Regions from separate parts of the Homo sapiens genome. Here region 2 is linked to region 1. The links are chromatin loops, found by intact Hi-C in ENCODE. Cell type or tissue: PC-3. All regions are shown on one strand. Region 1 overlaps TAF3 (TATA-box binding protein associated factor 3). Region 2 overlaps TAF3 (TATA-box binding protein associated factor 3).

The links. Peaks named below come from ENCODE experiments on the same cell type or tissue, not always from the same donor. Only the 100,000 strongest peaks of a DNase experiment are listed, where the experiment ranks them.
Region 2: it touches region 1 in a loop (2.0-fold over the local background); 2 of 110 quality-filtered maps call a loop at or near these places.

What each region holds. Positions count from the first base shown.
Region 1 is chr10:7,943,759-7,946,258 of GRCh38, reverse strand. All of the region lies in intron 2 of TAF3 (TATA-box binding protein associated factor 3), which reads right to left. Among named protein-coding and RNA genes, the nearest start is that of GATA3-AS1, 110 kb to the left of the region's middle. In PC-3, no CTCF peak of the experiment used is centred here; no DNase peak of the experiment used is centred here; H3K27ac peaks cover 2,500 bases.
Region 2 is chr10:7,883,696-7,886,195 of GRCh38, reverse strand. All of the region lies in intron 2 of TAF3 (TATA-box binding protein associated factor 3), which reads right to left. Among named protein-coding and RNA genes, the nearest start is that of TAF3, 66 kb to the right of the region's middle. In PC-3, no CTCF peak of the experiment used is centred here; no DNase peak of the experiment used is centred here.

The DNA of each region.
Region 1 (2,500 bases):
GGCAAGAGGAAAGGAGGTGGGTTGGGTAGGTCAAGAGAGCTTCATGGATCATGGGAAAGAGTGTGAATTTTATTTGAAGGGTATAGGAAGTCACCGGTAGTTTTAAAATAGTTTGATCTAGTTTCGAGAAAGATGACTCTAGCAGCTGTGTAGAGGATGCAGTGACGTTATGGATGACCCGAGAGGGTGGCTTCAGCCCCACAGAGGAGGCCAAGGCAGGAGGACAGTCAGGGTCAGGTGTGCATAACAAGGTCAAGGCAATCTCATCCATCCATTCATTCAACAAATATTTGTTAAGATCTGTGTCCGCCTGGCAATGCGGAGGTTAACAAACAAAAGACAAGGTTTCTCTATTCATAGATTTTACTAGCAGGGCAGATAGGCAACAACAAATACAAAAGGAAAATTCACAGTAAGTGCTAGGGAGACAGTAAAATGGGATAATGTGTGTGGAGAGAAAAAGGGCGACTTTAGACAGGACAGTCACTGTCTAAAGATGGAGAAGAGATGTTTCAGCTGAGAGCTGATTCAGGAGGAAGACCAGCTGTGTGATGATGTCATGAACAAGCATTTCAGGGGCAGAGGAGCAAGGGCACACCCTTGCTGCTGGGACAGCCTTCTCAGGATGTAGCCGGGTGGGTAGTTACTGTAGGGGTGGGAGGAGGTAGGGGGCTGCAGTGCGAGGGCAGGCCTGGCCTCCCTGCGGCATCTAGAGAGTGTCTGCGGCCAAAGGGAATCCACTTAACTAGAAGAAGGGAAGATACCAAGGAAGGCAGGTAGAGAAAGCTGAGGAAAGGTCTTAAAATGCTCACTATGCAGGTAAACAAGATAAATTAGGTAAGTCAAACAAACAAAAGACCTGGAAAATAACAGTTTTTTTAATCCACTAATGGGAAAAAATGCCACAGTAATAAGTAAATAAGATGACTGGTCAGATTTAAAACAACCACACCCAATAGGAAATCAGTTATTCTGTGAAATGGCACACAAACAAAAACTCACTAGGCAAACAGGATTAGCATCCCTCTGTTCACATTTCATAAGGTGAGACAAACTGACCTAACTCCAAAAACTGCAATCCAGTCCTCTAATGCCACGGGTGCCAGAGGCCAGTGCACTTCAGACTGTGCATCGGGAAAGGCTGCCCATCTCTGGGACAAAGCCTTATCCTATTTTGTGCAGTTTACTACCAAAAAAAATGAAAATAGAGTAAAAAATTACAACTACAGTTATGTAGTCCGATGCTATGTTTTCATGCTGCCCATATTTCTAGGTAGAGACTAATATATATACCTTTAACCAAATCTTTATTCTAATGTAAGATTATCCTAGTGCTCTAAATGACCTTGACAAAATTCTGGAAAAAAATATCTCAAGACCTGGGGCTCTAAAGCTATTTTAGAATTAACTCTGAATAATTGTCCCAAAATATGAGTTTCTTGATTAATTGCTTAAGATAAGGTCTCCCTTTCCTTGTGGCCTCCAGTGGCTCCCTCTAGTTCCCATAATCACTTTTGTCTAATTCTTCTATACCCTGGAAGGCTAAGAGAAAAATCACAGATATACCAATTCCATTACTTGAGGATTAGCTAAGAGATAACCCTTTGTATTCCATTACTGACCATTATTTGAGTAATTATTCAATAACTATGGTACATTTGAAAGATGCACTAATTGTTTTCTGAGGCTCACTCCTGCTCTATCTCAGACAAAGTTAGACCTGCTATGTCCTTTAACGTTGCAAATCTACATTTGGGTTACATGAAAAAAATGCGTAGTAACTTTTACTGCGTTTCATTTTTTATTTCTTTCTCTTAATAAAAAGTAAAAGATAAAACAAGAATAATTAGTCTGTTGATGGTCTTACTGACTAACTAGAAAATTAGGACTCTATTTTTGACCAGATTTATGTCTTACAAGAGTCAAATTTCTGCATAATTTAGACAGAAAATTGGCAGGGGATGGCTGTTCCATCTAATTTCAGCAAAATTAGCATTCAGCCACCTGAATTTTTGGCAGTATTCCAGTATGTTTATCCAACGCAGTAAGTAGACAGAAAATAAAATTGACAATCATGCCTAAACAAGGTAGTTTTTCATCTACCTTTTCCCTCCCCCCCACAACACACACACACACACACACACACACACACACACACACACACAAGCATGAACATTTTAAAAAATCAGTGAATAATTTCAAAAGTACATTTCATGAATGGATTCATGGTTTTGCATTCTTCCTCTTACGCATATCAATTGCAGAAAGAACAAGAAAACCCACCCCCTTTTCAAAGTATAAAGAACCCTATTATAATGAGCTGACTCATCTTGGTTTACTAGGGGTAATGATTTTTTAGAAATTGCTCATCCTCCAAATAAAGCAAATCAGTTATATCAGTTCCTGACTATCTGTGGTAATAGATGGAAATGATAGTGACAGTAATTCCAAATTCATTAGTATTTTGCTTTGGAATACATCCTAATAAAAAGCTGAAAAC
Region 2 (2,500 bases), 60 kb after region 1:
GCACTTCGGGAGGCCAAAGCAGGAGGATCACTTGAACCAAGGAGTTTGAGACCAGCCCAGGCAACATAGTGAGACCCCCCCACATCTCTACAAAAAACAATTAGCCAGACATGGTGGTGGACCCCTGTAGTCCCAGCTACTTGGGAGGCTGACGCAGGAGGATCACTTGGGCCCAGGAGGTTGAGGCTGTAGTGAGCCATCGTCGCGCCACTACACACCAGCCTGGGGAACAGATTGAGACTGTCTCAAAAAACGTAATTAAAAAAAAGTATCAACAGAGGAAGATGTGGCCCAAATGGGATTCTCCAAACTTAAAACCCTAAAAACAGGTAATCAAAAATAATAACATGAAGGCAAGCACCCACAAAGAGTGATGGGTCAGCTCAAGGAGCCTCCATTTAGAGAAAAGATGGTGGTGAAACTAAGGCATTAGCTGACAGGAGAGAACATGTGTGTGTTTATCCCTGTAAGGAAGAAAGGTTGATTATTTGGGAGATAATGAAGACTGTGTGGAAAGTAACAAAAAGGCACAGAAAGAAGCATTTGAATTAGAAACATGGATAATTGAATATAGATGCAAAGGAGAAAATAAATCTGAAAGAGACAGGAAGGATAAAGCAGAAACTAATGAGACTGGTTGCCTACAGCAGTGGATGGGGCCAAGTGGAAAGGATTCGGTGAGGAGGGAAATGGGGCAGACAAAATGCAGGAGCAACACTTCTCTGAATATACCTTTTTTGTATAATTCTGACTTTTTTGGAGCCATATTAATATTTTACATAAGAAAACTCAAGCATGAGAGGAAAGCCTAAAAAAGAAATATAAATGGAAATAAACGAATCTAACTATATTTCAAATAAATAACCTCACTAACTACACTGGGGGTAGGGGAAGGAATTAGTCACTTTGTGTGTGTGTGGGGGTGTGTGTGTGTGTGTGTGTGTGTCAAAATTTATATAACATAAAATTTGCTATTTAAAATATTTTTAAGTATGCAATTCAGTGGCTTGATTATTTTCACACTGTCATGCAACCATCACCACTATCTATTTTCAGAACTTTTCATCAACCCAAACAGACACTCTGTAGCCACTAAGCAATTACTCCCCATACTCCATTCCCCACCCTCAGCCCTTCCAAGTATCTTGTGAACACAAAGTTTTGACTATATACTTTCAAACTACAAATTAAAAAAAAAAAACTGAACAAAAATTAAACTCCAGATATATTGGTATGGGTTAGCAATTCTGAAACTGTTTTCTGTATATTCTAGAATTACACAGATAGTGAGCTGTATGATATTAAATCAGAACTGGAATTATTAATATGAAATCATGCTTTTAATACATATGGAAATATTATTATGGAAATAGACATAGATGTATGTATGGATATGGATAAATGCACCCTAGCTCTGCTAAGGTGAACTAAAAGCAATGACATTGTAATAGCAATGACCAGTCCTAGTGCCCTGGATTCTAGACTCTATTCTTCAAAAAAAGGAGGCAGGCCAGGCGCAGCGGCGCACGCCTGTAATCCCAGCACTTTTGGAGGCCGAGGCAGGTGGATCACCTGAGGTCAGGAGTTTGAGACCAGCCCGGCCAACACGATGAAACCCCATCTCTACTAAAAAATACAAAAATTAGCCAGGCATGGTGGCGGGCGCCTATAATCCTAGCTACTCGGGAGGCTGAGACAGGAGAATCGCCTGAACCCAGGAGGCAGAGGTTGCAGTGAGCCGAGATGGCACCACTGTACTCCAACCTGGGCAACAAAAGCAAAACTCCATCTCAAAAAAAAAAAGGAGGCAGAGCTCTTTGGAGAAACGGCTGCTTCCAGGGCTAAAGCTGGAAGTACAAGAAGAGCCTAGATCATCTTCTTGGGCCAGAAAGTAAGGGACTGTCCAAAGAACAATGACAACATGCCTAAGGACATAGGAGGGAGCTTGAGGGGCTCCCAGGGGCCAAACCGGGTACAGCTGAAGCAGTGAAATAAATAATAACAGTAAAGGAGTATGCTACGGTTTGAATGTTTGCCTCCTCCAAAACTCATGTCGAAACCCAGTCCCCAGTGTGGCAGTATTGAGAGGCGGGGCAGTTGACAAGTGACTGGGTCATGAGGGGTCTGCTCCTGTCACTGGGTTAATCCACTCACAGATGGATGGGTTATCATGGGAGTGGGACTGGTGGCTTTCTAAGAAGACGAGGGTCCTGGGCAAGCATGTTAGCATGCTCAGCCCCTTGCCATGTGATGCCCTGCGTTGCCTGGTGACTCTGAGAGTCCCCTCTCCCCGCCAGCAAGAAGGCTCTCACTAGATGTAGCCCCTCTACCTTGTACTTCCCAACTGCCATAACCATAAGAGATAAATTCCTTTCTTTATAAATTACCCAGGTATTCTAAGCAACAGAAAATGGACTAAGAGTATAATATACTGAGTAAAATAAGTGTCTGCGGATATCAATACATGAATAAATAAGTGGGAAGGAGGGGAAAATCTTCC